Linked DNA regions of Homo sapiens: region 1 is linked to region 2. The links are chromatin contacts, found by Hi-C or POLR2A ChIA-PET in ENCODE. All regions are on one chromosome and are shown on one strand. The core of a region is the stretch at or near the end of the contact, and the rest is flanking DNA. Distances in the headings are between cores, read along the strand shown.

The links. Hi-C counts contacts between places; a loop is a spot of excess contacts on that map. ChIA-PET counts read pairs that join two places held with the same protein, here RNA polymerase II (POLR2A). Pooled maps may share reads with other maps.
Region 1: POLR2A ChIA-PET joins it to region 2 with 20 read pairs in activated CD4-positive, alpha-beta T cell. The contact joins two enhancer-like sites. A Hi-C loop is called at or near these places in 4 of 50 pooled maps. POLR2A ChIA-PET finds 5 or more read pairs at or near these places in 3 of 52 experiments (GM12878, MCF 10A and activated CD4-positive, alpha-beta T cell).

What each region holds. Positions count from the first base shown.
Region 1 is chr2:74,022,983-74,029,929 of GRCh38, forward strand. All of the region lies in intron 3 of TET3 (tet methylcytosine dioxygenase 3), which reads left to right. Among named protein-coding and RNA genes, the nearest start is that of TET3, 42 kb to the left of the region's middle. RefSeq lists enhancers at 2,700-3,577, 3,578-4,455. Within about 2 kb of position 3,314, at least 6 of the 41 ENCODE cell types and tissues checked have a DNase peak (open chromatin) inside an H3K27ac peak, as active enhancers do.
Region 2 is chr2:73,836,672-73,843,715 of GRCh38, forward strand. The region is part of intron 2 of STAMBP (STAM binding protein); the gene reads left to right. It overlaps LOC112268419 (a long non-coding RNA gene), which reads right to left. Exons shown (of 3, transcript XR_007087106.1): 2 at 2,161-2,231. Among named protein-coding and RNA genes, the nearest start is that of STAMBP, 11 kb to the left of the region's middle. Within about 2 kb of position 5,765, at least 2 of the 41 ENCODE cell types and tissues checked have a DNase peak (open chromatin) inside an H3K27ac peak, as active enhancers do.

The sequences.
Region 1 (6,947 bases), core at 2,064-4,563, 180 kb after region 2:
CCAGGCTGGTCTTGAACTCCTGACCTCAAGTGATCTGTTGACCTCTGCCTCCCAAAGTGCTGGGATTACAAACGTGAGCCACTGCGCACGGCCTTATTCTGCATTTTTTAACCTCTGAGGTCATGTTGATGCTGCTGTTCCTTGGACCACATTTTTGAGTAGCAAGGGGCCAGGAGTTTCCAAACCTGGGTGACCATCAGAGGTACCTCATCAGCATTGATATTAATTAATTTTCAGATATGTAGTTTGATTTATTTTTATTTTTATTTAATTTCGAGACAAGGTCTTGCTGTGTCACGTAGGCTGGAGTGCAGCGGTGCTGCGATCATGGCTCACTGCAGCCTCCACCTCCTGGGCACAATCACTCCTCCTGCCTCAGCCTCCTGAGTAGCTGGGACTACAGGTGTGCGCCATCACACCCAGCTAATTTTTCTATTTTTCGTAATGATGGGGTCTCACTGTGTTGCCTGAGCTGGTCTTAAACTCCTGGACTCAAGTGATCGTCCTCCCTCGGCCTCCCAAAGTGCTGAGATTACAGGTGTGAGCCACAGCGCACAGTTTAGTTATGATTTTCAGGAGCATTTTGGAACTCAGAGTTTTTCTGCACCTTAATCCAGAGACTTTAGGCTGTGGGACTGAGCCTAGCTTGGCCACATCTGGTTGGTGACTTCCAGACAGTGGCTCCCAGTGGCTCTGGTGATTGATATTATCAGTATTTCTATGACTTCTTGAATATGTTTTCCTAGAAAATTGTTCTTTAATTCATGTTTTCAAAGTTTTTAGTAAAGCATTTCACAGATGGTGGTTATATTCCTTTTATATTTCTAATATTTGTTTTTTTCTTTTTAAAATAACCAGTCTTGTCAGAGGTTTGTTTGTTTTATTGGTTTTCAGGAGAGTCATCTCTTGGATTCATTTATAAATACCACTACATTTTGTTTTCTAATCCACTATTTCTGTCTTTATCCCTCCTGATTCAGTTTTTCCTACCTTTCTTTGTTTTTATTTTCTAGCTTCTTGGATTGAAGCCTCAATTACTTTTTTCTCATTTAGTAAAACTATTTATGAAAACATGAATTTTTCTAATAGATACTGTTCTCACTGATATTTAATCTTTAGATATGTAGTTGTGTGTGACTTTATTTTTTTCCTTCATCCTGGAGTTATTTAGGAGACTTGCTTAGGATTTCCAGATGTTGTATTCCTTTCAGTTAGCAAGGGCTTGAAGGCTGCCTTCCCAGGGCCCTACTCGTTTGCAGACCAGTCTGTGAGTCTGTGCTCTGCATGGTCTTGTATGCTCATGGTTGGAACTTGTGCAGGTGTGTTGCTGAAACTTTGAGTTGGCCCTCTGGCATGCACATGACAGGGGCTGTCTGTGCCCTCTGTGTGTGGAGGGAAGGGGTCTTGGGAGGAGAGAGGGTGGACCCTGTTCCCAGGCACTCTGTTTCTCCTGTCAGCCTTGCCTCTTCAGGCTGTTGCCCAGCCTGGAGACCATCCAGGCGGCCCCCTTCTTCCTTGCCCTCTGCTCTGCGGTGGTCATCCGGTACCCAGGGTGGTGTCTGGGGCTCAGTGTCCCTCAGTGTTAGATGAGCTGAGGGCTGGTGGAAGGGGGATGGGATTAAGTCAGAGAACTTGAGTTCTGGAGCCCCTCCTGCCTCCAACCAGCCATTTGTCAGTGACTGCTTGTTTCACCGTTTCCTGTTCCTCGTTGTAAGATTTGGGGAATGTTACCTTTTCACAGAAACTAGAAAAGCCATAGATACCATACAGTAAACATCACTCTTTTAAAAAATATTTTTTATTTCGGCATAATTTCAGAGTTTTACAAAAGTTGCAGGAATAGTACAAAGAATTCTCTTCACTTGGATACCTAAATGTTAATATTTTACTACATTTGCTTTATCCTTTTCTTTCTCTGTAATTTGTATTTGAACCATTTGAAAGTAAGTAGCAGGCCAGGCGCCGTGGTGGTGGCTCACGCCTGTAATCCCAGCACTTTGGGAGGCCGAGGCGGGTGGATCATGAAGTCAGGAGATCAAGACCATCCTGGCTAACACAGTGAAACCCCGTCTCTACTAAAAATACAAAAAAGTTAGCCGGGCGTGGTGGCGGGTGCCTGTGGTCCCAGCTGCTCAGGAGGCTGAGGCAGGAGAATGGCGTGAACCCGGGAGGCGGAGCTTGCAGTGAGCCGAGATTGTGCTACTGCACTCCAGCCTGGGTGACAAAGCGAGACTCCGCCTCAAAAAAAAAAAAAAAAAAGTAAGTAGCAAAACTGATGTCCTTTACTACTAAATAGTCAAATGTAGGTTTTTGTTTTTTTTTTTGAGATGGAGTCTCGCTCTGTTGCCCAGGCTGGAGTGCAGTGGCGCGATCTCGGCTCACTGCAAGCTCTGCCTCCCGGCTTCACGCCATTCTCCTGCCTCAGCCTCCGAGTAGCTGGGACCACAGGCACCCACCACCACGCCCGGCTAATTTTTTGTATTTTCAGTAGAGACGGGGTTTCACCTTGTTAGCCAGGATGGTCTCGATCTCCTGATGTCGTGATCCGCTGCTGGGATTACAGGCGTGAGCCACCGCACCCGGCCTGAATGTAGGTTTTCTAAAATCATGTCAATAACCACAAAGGAGCCATCAAAATCAGGAAGTTAATGTGGATACAGCATTATTATACCAGCTAACCTAGGCTTACTTAAATTTTACCAATCGTTACAACCTCTCTTGTAAGAGAAACCCCCCAGATCACATGCTGTGTCCAGTGGTCAGTTTGTTGTTTGTTTAAGTCTCCTTTAATCTGGAGCAGATTCTCAGTTTTTCCTGATATTTTTAAAGAATTGTTTTTGGCCAGGCGCTGTGGCTCATGCCTGTAATCCCAGTGCTTTGGGAGGCCAAGGTAGGAGGATCACCTGAGGCCAGGAGTTTGAGAGCAGCTTGGGCGACAGAGTGAGACCTCATCTCCAAAAAAAAATAATAATAATAATTGTTTTTAAGCACATGAGGAAGCTGACTCCTTGTCCTCATAGCTCCCAGGGAACACTCAGCTCCTAGTTGTGTGTCATCAGCAAAGCCTAAGGCAGAGAGGTGGGGCAGGGCCCAGCTCCCCAGGAAGCTGCCTTCTGCTCTCCCCTTTGCCCCTCTGTAATACCAGGCCACAGCATCCCACCCCACCCTACCCCACCCATTCCCTGGCTGGTTTGGTGTTAGCCTGGGATGGAGGCCATCGCTGGGGGGAGAGAGGGACTTTGACACTGGTCTGCCACTGCCTCTCCCTGAGATCAGGGCTGAGGAACAGAGATCACTGCCTTGGGTAGGGCCCAGCCGCTGCTTTCTGAAGAGTAACACCCTCGGTTTGGGGATGTGGGTTTTAACACCCCTGTCACCCCCCTCTCCCCCACCCCAAAACTTTGAGGCCAGTGGCCGGGGATTGTTAATCCCCAGTCAGAGGTGTGTGTCCCAACTGAGGTATGTCCCGAGGGTGAGCCAGAGGGAGCAGGTTGCCTGTTCTCGGACCTAAGGAGGTTCCAGAGTGGTTATTTGCATTACAAGGGCAGTGCTTAACAGATAATTGACTGTTAGGTTATCTTTTAGTAGCAGAACTCCCTTGTATAATAGATATTAAAAACATGATTTGTTTTTTAACAAATGATTTGCATTTAGCTTTTTAAGGTCATGCTTATTGCATATTATGCATTCTTTGTCTCACTTATTTTTATTTTATTGAATCGCTCGCAAACTTCCCCTCCAACTTTTTTTTTTTTTTTAATTCTAAGGGCCTTTGAACCAAGTTCCATTTCCTGTTTTCTAGTTATCTGTGACTCTACCCAGGGAATCAGCTGGTTTTAAGTCAGTGGTTCTCATTTCCAGGCCCCCTGCCCATGCATTTCCAGAGCTCATCTCTCTCTTCCCCAACCCAGAGCTCAGGGCTGTCCCAGCTTGCTTTTCTCCCCACTCAAGAGTTGCCACCACTCCTACTGTCCCCTGCAGTGACGTGGGAGGTATTCTTCCCATCTTTCTTTGACGGAAAAGGGACCACCACTACTTTCCCTGAGATAAGACCCTCCTGTTTTCACTTTCACTTGTAACCCAGTAGGGAAATAAAAGGAGAGAGAAATGCTGATGAACGAGTTGCAGAGAATGAATTGCACGACACTCTTGCCTTTCCCTTTCCTCTGTCCCTGTCTCCCAACCATTGTTTGAGGGTGAGCTCACTGGCTCACCCACCCTCCTTGAGCTTGTGTTCAGTTTCTGCTTTTGCCTCAAAGCTGCTTATGGAGATGCAGATGAAGGATCAATGTGTGCTTTCTCGTTTTCTTAGCCTTTTAGACTTTCGGGGTAGAAGGTGGGTGATGAGAAGTGACTTTTTTTTTTTTTTTTGAAATTACAGTTTTATTGAGATATAAATCATATACAGTTCACCCATTGGCAGTGTATAATTCAGTGGTTTTAGTGTAGTCAGGATTGTGCAACCAACACCACTCTCTTAGTTCACAAAATTTTTATCCATCCCTAAAAGAAACCCTGTGGCAAATAGCATTCACTCCTCTTTGTTCCCCTAACCCCCTCAGCCCCTGGCAACCACTTATCTTTCTGTCTCTGTGGATTTACCCAATCCATGCATTTCATATAAATGGAATGTTATAGTATATATCTTTAGTGTCTGGCTGACTTAGCATAACATTTTCAAGGTTCATCCATGTTGTAGCCTGTGTCAATACTTTATTCCTTTTCATGACTGCATAATATTCCATTGTATGCACAGACCACATTTTGTTTATCCATTCTTTAGTCACTGGACATGTAGGTTATTTTCACTTTGGGCTGTTATGAATAATGCTGCTATGAACATTTATATACACGTTTTTGTGTGAACATGCCCATTTTAAAATTGGGGTTTTTTGGTTAAGGGGTTGTAAGAGTTTGTTATCTCTTCTATATGAGTTCCTTGAATATGATTATATGTATATATGTATATGATTTATAAATTTTTTTCCCATTGTGTGGGTTTTTTTCACTTTTTTTTTAAGAGGCAGGGTCTTACTCTGTCATCTGGGCTAGAGTGCAGTGGAGTGATCATGGCTCACTGCACCTGGAACCCCTGGGCTCAGGGGATCCTCCTGCCTCAGCCTCCCAAGTAGCTAGGACTACAGATGTGTGCCACCACCATGCCTGCCTAATTTTAAAAAAAAAATTATGTAGAGCAGGGGTCTTGCTTTGTTGCCTGGGCTGGTCTCAGACTCCTGGCATCAAGCAATTCTTCAGCCACCCAAAGTGCTGGAATTACAGATTTGAGTTACCATGCCTAGCCGTTTTTTTTTTCACTTTCTTGATGGTGTCCTTTGAAACTCAAAAGTTTTTAATTTTGATGAAGTACAGTTTATCTTTTTTCTTTTGGTCTCATATCTGAGAAAGTTCTGCCTAATCCAAGATAATAAATATTTATGTCTGTTTTAGAGTTTTATAGTTTTAGTTCTTACACTTGGGTCTTTGATCCATTTTGAGTGAGTTTTTGTATATGGTGTGAGGCAGGGGTTCACATGCTGTTGCAACTGGATAACCAGTTGTCCCAATTAAAAGACTGTTCTTTTCCCATTTAATTATCTTAGTGTCTTCTCACTGTTTTGTAGATGTTTATAGTAGATGAGAGAGCTAGATTGGTCTTTATAGCTTTTTTATTGGTTACTTGCATGTATTGTTTGGTATTAACATTTACATGATGTACATCAGTTATCTTCAAAATTTCTGGTGAAGGACTAAGTTTTAAAAATTTCTAATTCATGGACTGATAATTTTGTAAAAATAAGAATGAATTACTAGAAAAATGATCATGTGCTTAGATGCCATGACAATGTCAAATTGTGATACAAGTGTCTAAAGTTAACACTCTTAGCTTTTGTATTTACCTTGTCACAGACTAATGGAGATAGCAGAATAGTGCTAGTCCATAGATCACACTTACAGGAGTCCTGGCCAAGACTCAGCTGGCCATGCTCAATCTGCTTATCTCTTGCTGGGCATGTCTTCAACCAGTGTTTGTAGAACCATGGGCCTTAGGGGGTCTCATGATTGTTACCTTGGGGTACTGGAACAGCAAATACTAGTGTTACTACTGCTTCTCCTCCAATCTTGAAAGGGGCAGTTGTCCCCAAAGGCTTACTAGACACGTACCTTTTATATTTGTAGTCACCCAAATAAGATGAAGCCCTTGTACTAATGTGAGTAAAATCCTACCCCTACCTGTTGTTATCAAGGTTGCTTCCTACAGCCTTCAAGGTTGAGTAGAATCCATCCATTCAGCCTTTAGTGCCAAGTTGCCATCCCTGTTCTCAAGGGAATAATAAGCCCAAATAGACATGGAAGGAGGAGGAAAGACACTATTCCAACAGTCAATACGTCCCTTGGGAATATAGCAAACAGGAGAAAACCTAGAGATTCAGCCTCCGGGGCCCTGTGTGTGCTATATACATGCCAGAGAAAACAGTACAGCTATTAAAAATGAAATTCTTGAAGAATAGTTAACAATATAGGAAAATGTTTATACAGTTAGGGAAGAAATTAGCATATGAGAAAAAACCACTGATATACTCAGTCATCCCAGTTTTGTAAATTAAGTGTATGTTGCATAGTTAAAAAAGATACCAAATACAAACTATAGTCATCTTTAGGCAGTGGGAGATTTTTACATCTTTTTTATTCTCCACAGTGAAAAGAACCTCTTGTTCTGTCTCTCTCAGCAACTTCTACTGAAGCTGTCCTTTCTGTTCCTTATTCTATGCCTATGACCTCTCTTTATTCTCTTGGATCATCCACCAGGGTTTTCTCTGGCTCTATAATGAGTTTGTAGTATGCCTTTGATATCCTGTCAGTAACTACACTAGTGGCAGCTTCACTTGGAGATAAAGTCACTGTTAATATCAGTTTTCATTGCTTTCATCACATACTCAAAACCACAG
Region 2 (7,044 bases), core at 4,515-7,014:
TGGCCGCCGGCTGGGGAACAGGGCCTTCTTCCTCCCTGGGGCTCAGAGGGTGGCCTCAGCTGAGCTTGAGTAAGCCCAGCTCTTAGGCCCTGCGGCCAGAGGCTTGGCCTCCTGCCAGCAGAGGTGCATGCACACTGGGGAGGGGCTGCCATCTCCACTTCAACCCCTGGGCCAGGGGCTGGGGAAGAAATGGAGGCTTAGGCCTGGCCTGCTGCCCTGTAGGACTAGGTCCCCGGGGCTCAGGATTCCTGAGGCATGCAGAGAAGGGCCTGAGAATGCCTGAGATTTTCTAGTGAAGGGGCTCTTAATCTGGGGTCCAGGAACCTCACAGAGATTCATTGATAGAATTCAGGGGATCTGTGAACCGGAATAGGAAAAACTTTTCTTGTTTTTTCTAACCAGTGACTGAAATTTAGCATTTCCTTCCATTTTGAATGTAGGCCTCAAAGTACAGTAGTAGTAATATTTGTAATTTTGTCACCAGTAGAAATCAAGATATTTTCATATTGCATTACAGTTGTTGCTGACATCTCAAAATAGCATCTAAACATCACTACTTCAGAATTACAGTACAGAATTATTAGACCTACAGCTAGATCCCATTATCAAATGCATTGATAAAGAACACATTAGGCCGGGCACAGTGGCTCACGCCTGTAATCCCAGCACTTTGGGAGGCCAAGGCTGGCGGATCACGAGGTCAGGAGATCGAGACCATCCTGGCTAACATGGTGAAACCCCATCTCTACTAAAAATACAAAAAATAAGCCTGGCATGGTGGCAGGTGCCTGTAGTCCCAGCTACTCAGAAGGCTGAGGCAGGAGAATGGCGTGAACCCGGGAGGCGGAGCTTGCAGTGAGCCGAGATCGCGCCACTGCACTCCAGCCTGGGCAACAGAGCGAGACTCCATCTCAAAAAAAAAAAAAAAAAAAAAAAAAAAAGAACACATTAATACAGAAGAATATATCACAATTTTTAAAATTTTTGAAAACTGTTTTTCCATAAAATTGGGGTATTCTTGGTAATCCTTTGTACTTTAAGTTATACCTTAAAAAAATTGTTCTGAAAAGGGTCCATAGGCTTCACCAGATGCCAGAAGGATCCATGGAACATAAAAGATCAAGTATCTTTGTTAATAAGGCTAGGGAATGAGAAGAGAAGGAGCCTAGGACTGAGCCCTGAGGTTAGTTAATGGAGGGAGAGTCAATAGGGGAGACTTTCTTTGAAGGGAGGTTCAAGAGGCAGGAGGAAATCCAAGAGAGAATGGTGTTGTGTCATGGGAGCCAAAATAAATTAGTGTTTGAAAAAGGAGAGTAGCCACCTATGTCAGATGGGTGAAGACAGAAGATTGGCCTTTGGGTTTGGTAAGATGATGTCATGGGTGATCTTCATAAGCAATTTCGCTAGAAGGATTACAGAGACCCTAATTAGAACGGGTAGAAAGGTGAATGGACAGTAAGAAAGTGGAGGCAAAGGGTATAGACCTGAAAGTGGCAAATTTTTTTCTATAGGGGACCAGAGAGTAAAAATTTTTGGTTTTGTAGGCTACTTGCTGTGTCTGTGACTACCTCTGCTTTATAGTGTGAAAGTAGCCATAGACAACACATAAATGAATGGATGTGACTGGTTCCAATGACACTTTATTTACAAGAACAGATGGCTAGCTGGATTTGGCACACCAGCTGTAGTTTGCCAACCCCGGTATAGACAACTCTTTGGAGAAGTTTAGATGGGAAGGGAAGTAGAAAAATGGGGAAGTAGTTGATGGGGGACAAGGAGCGTGTGAACATGTGTATGTATTTTAAGTTAGGAGATTTTAGAGCATGTTTTTGCTGATGGAAAAGGATCTTATGGAGGAGGAGAGGCTAACAGTCCAGAAGAGAGCTTAGCTGTACTAATAAACTCCTCAGAAGTCAAGAGGGGATAGGATTAAGAGTACATGGATGCCTAAGGAATTGTTTTTTATGACACTTAGTGTTATTTTGAGTGACATATTAGTGTTAACAGCAAGACTGATATGGGGAGTTTGTCCCTGTCACTTATAGGACCACTTAAAATGATGAACTACTAGGAGAGTTGGTGCGGATGAGATTTAGCAGCTCATTTACTTGATTTGTGGGATTTAGAGTTTAATTTGGAATTTTGTTGTATTGGCCTTACCTGAAGTAATTAATGTAGCTACCTTCACTTTTCTTGGAGATACCTTTAAAATCTTGATTCTGATTCTGATTCTGTGAACAGAAAATCACAGCAATTGCAAACAAATTCTAGCTCACTGATTCTCAGTCTGTTTTCTGTTGTATTTTACTTAGTACATTCCTATCAATAACAGTGGCTCAGCTTTGGCAGTTACTACAACCGAGGAGAAAAGAGAGGGGAGTATACATCTGCCTCACCACTCCTCTGCCTCCCCTACTACTGAGAATCATTGTTCTAGACCTTTTGTGGATACTTTCTTTACTTCAGGGTTTTAAAAGGCATGTTTGTTCCTTTTCCTGGAGCAGTTCAGGCATCTTAATGATCTCAGGCATATTTCCCCCCTCAGTAGCTTCCCTAATGTAGGAATGCTTTGCCTTTTGCAGACCCCAGTATAGAAGAAAGAGTTCAGCATATTAAATCAGTACATATTTTCATGATGAGCGCAGACAATAAACCAGGCAGTGGATTCTTTCACAGCTTTTTATGGTCATCAACTAGGCTGCCCAGAAGGGAGTGAGAGTATTCAGGCAATTCCTGTGTGCTATGTGAGCCTCCTGGAACACCAACCCTTTTTCTGAAAATGAACTGTCACCTGTGTTGAAAATGTTTGCTGGGATTGGGGTTTATAGACTGAAGAAGGTTCCATCTGTGATCATGCTTACCATGCTGAGTAACTTTTAAGACTGGAAGAATCGAGATGAGGATCCTTAATGCATCCATGTTAAAGAACCTTTGCTTGACTTTTTGAATTAGTTGTTTTCATACAAAATTAACACTTATTCACGATTTAAAAAATTTTTCAAACACTACAAGGGAGATATTAAAGTGAAAAGAGAAGTCTCATCTATCAGAGGTGGCCACTATTGTATTTCTGGCATGGATGAGGTGTGATTAAGCTCATAGGTGCCCCCATGTGTCCTTTTCCTTAAAGCATCAATGGGATCTTACCACGTATTCTGTTCTGCGACTTGCTTTCTTCACAGTAGTGTCTTTCCATATCAGGACATACTGAGCCATCTCATTCTGCCTCAGAGCTATTCCATCTGCCTGGAACATGAATCTGGAACAGTCCCAGATTCATGGCTCACTCTTGTCTAGTCCTTACTCAAATGCCTCCTTCTTAATGATGACTTCCTTAGCTGCTGTATCTAAAATTTCAACCATTCCCCTATCCCTTTCTATCCCCCTTCCCTATTAATGACTTTCCTAGCATACTTCTGTTTATTGTCTGTTCCCCCATTGTAATGTATACTCTATGGTGGGGAGGAATATTTGACTGTGTTGTTCACTGCCATATCCCCAACCTTTAGAATAATTCTGGACCCTGTAGTAGATGCTCAGTAAATATTCACTGAATGAATGGGTGAATGATTACATTGTCTTCACATTTGAATGCACATTATTTTTTAAACAATCCCCTATTGATGGACATTTAGGGGTTTGTTTTTTTTTTTTTTTTCAGTTTTTTCTACTTTTTAAAACAATGCTGTATTGAATATTTTTATACATATATCTTTGTACTGTTTTATAATGATCTCTAGGATAAATTCCTAGAGATAGAATTGTGAGTTTAAAGGATATACACATTTTAAGTTGGATGCGGTGGCTCACGCCTGTAATCCCAGCATTTCGGGAGGCTGACGCGGGCAGATCACCTGAGGTCAGGAGTTGGAGACCAGCCTGGTCAACATGGCGAAACCCCATCTCTACTAAAAATACGCAAATTAGCTGGGCGTGGTAGCAGGTGCCTCTAATCGCAGCTACTCGGGAGGCTGAGGCAGGAGAATCACTTGAACCTGGGAGGTAGAGGTTGCAGTGAGCCGAGACTGCCCCACTGCACTCCAACCAGGGCGGCAGAGCAAGACTCTGTCTCAAAAAAAAAAAAATAAATAAATCAAAAAAAAAATAAATAGTACAAATTAAAAATAAAGGATATACACGTTTTAAATTTTGAATAATTAGCTTCCATTTTCCCTCCCTTAAGATGAAAGGTTATATTAATTTACAATCTTGCTAACACTGTATGGGTATCCCATTTCTCTATACCAGGTATGATCAACCTTTAAGTCCCATTTCTCTACCAGGTATAATTAACCTTTACGCCTTTGCCAATCCGATGGATGAAAATGGTATCTCATCCTAATTTGAATTTCTTTAATTATGAGTGGATTCAGCATTATTGCATATATTCATCTTTTGTATTTACTTTTCTGCTTATGTCTTCTTTTTTCATTGTTTATTGGGTCATTTTGCTTGTGTTTTTGCAATCATATCTTTGTTTGCTTTGGTACCTTTCCTCTCTCCAGGCTTCAACCAGATATAACCCCAGAGAACAGTATACATCTGGGCCACCGCTTTCTATCCTTAGAAAGTTTCTAGGGATAGAACTTTGAACCATGTAATGGAGTCTAGTTTATAAGTAAAGAAAAAACTCCCAAACCTGTATATGATGCTGGTGTTAGCATCTTCATCTCTTATTCTTGCTCACATTTTTTGTTTATTAGTTAAAAAAAATCATAGAAACCCATAGCAAATATTGACTATGTTCTAGATACCGTGTTTAGCATTTTATTATCTCTTTAAGTGTCACAGCAAGCCTGTCAGGGAGTACTAGTTTGTCTCCATCTCTACAATTTTATGGACAGGATATCAGCCATGTCCAACCCTTTGAATGCAAGGACTTTTTTGCTTATCTATGGTAGCAGATATCACCTTTTTAAAAGTTCATTAGCTAGTTAGTGTTAGTGTATTTTATGTATGGCCCAAGACAGTTCTTCTTCCAGTGTGGCCCAGGGAAGCTAAAAGGTTGGACACCCCTGCAAAAAACTGAGGGATGGTGAGATTAAGTGACTTGCCCAAGGTCACATAGCTAGTAAATGGCAAAACCAGGATTTGAGCCCAGGCACAGTGGCTCCAGAGCCAGCCCTACTAACCACTAAGTTCTTTTACCTCCAGTATGAGTAATGGGGTATGTTGCCCATTGTCTGTTTCAGGAGACCTTTTTGCCCATCTATCCCCATTCAGAAAACTGGCTACAGTTGTTGAAGCAAGGGAAAGCTATTCATGTACAGGTCTGGGAGGTTTTTTTTGTTTGTTTTTTGTTTTTGTTTTTTTACTTATAAACTAGATTTCCATTACATGGCTCAAAGTCAAAGTAATATAAAGAGGTACTTGGTGAAAAGTTTCACACCTACTCTTATCTGTTCTATTACCCCTGCCCTCATTTCTGTGTATACTTCCTGTTTCTTTGTATACTTACAAAGCAAAGTAAATAAATACGGCAGGCTAAATACGGCAGGTTGTCAAATAATGTCGTTTTGTCCAATGTCGTTTTGTTTTAATGTTGATGAGAAAAGAAAAATCCATTCCTGCCTGGGGCCACTGTCTGTGTGGAGTCTGCACATTCTCCCCATGTCTGTGTGGGTTTTCTCCGGGTATTCAAGTTTCTTCCCACACCCCAAAGGTCTGCACATTAGGTGAACTGGCATGTCTGAATTGTCCCCAGTCTGAGTGAGTGCAAGTGTATGTGTGATGCCAATGGGATGGCATCCTCTCCAGGGCTGGTTCCCACCTTGGCCTTGAGCTGCTGGGATGGACTCTGGCCACCTGGGACTGAATAGGCAGGTAAATCATTTACTTACTTGTTTTTATAAGTCTTTCTTAAATGTATGTATAGCTCATATTTATTTCAGTGTTTAATATTAGAAGTGTTTTGGTCTGTATTTAGAAGTCTGGTGTTTTTGTGACCAGGATAGATCAAAGGAACTTAACTCTTGTTTATGTCAATTAGTGCATGGTAAAGTTGGTTTTGTTATATGTCATTGTGCTTAAAGTCACAATTTCCAAGAACCTATCAACATTAAGGACTTACTGTGTATATGTACATACTTGTACATATATGTAATGTTTACTCATCAAATATTTATTGAGTGCCTCTTTATACAAGGCACTGTGCTGGCTTCCAAGGAGTATACAAAGAAGCATGAAACACAGAAATCTCTGGCCTCAGGAAGCTCGCAGTGTAGTTCTATAATAAGAGCATAAGTAAAAATAAAACATAGTGTTTATATGACATAGTACTTTCTTAGCTGATTCAGGCCTCAATACAAAGCACATTCAGCCTGCTAAAGGTAGTAAATATTAATATGTATCTTGGCTTTTGGGGCTAAGATGAGAGTTCTACTGAATCATCTATCAGTCTCTAAAATATAAGAAATATGTCTTATTTATCTTAATAGATTCTTCAGGACTTTATGGTTTGAACAAATGAATCTGTATTTCTTTTAAATATAGACTTCAAGGAAACTGTTTTATATCTTTCTTTTTTTTTTTTTTTTTCCAAATAGAGATAGGATCTCCCTCTGTCACCCAGGCTGGAGTGCAGTGGTGTGATCAAAGCTCACTGTAACCTCAGACTTCTGGGATCGAGAGATCCTCCTGCCTCAGCCTCCCAAGCAGCTGGGACTACAGATGCATACCACCACACCCAGCTAATTTTTGTGTTTTTTTATGTTTTGTTATATATGTTTGTGTATGTATATATATATATGTATATATATATATAAATTAAAAAATATAAATAGAGACAAGGTCTCACCCTGTTACCCAGGCTGGTCTTGAACTCCTGGGCTCAAGCAGTCTTCCTGCCTCGGTCTCCCAAAGTGCTGGGATTACAGGCATGAGCCACCGCACCCAGCCTCTTTTATATCTTCTTCATGAACCCAAAAGGAAGCTTTTTAAAGAACCATTTTTATTTTAGAGTCCATCCCTGCCTTGAGGAGCCTTATCAAGTTGGATCAAAATGAAACTTGTGTGCCTAATATAGAACTGAAGGATGAGGACTTA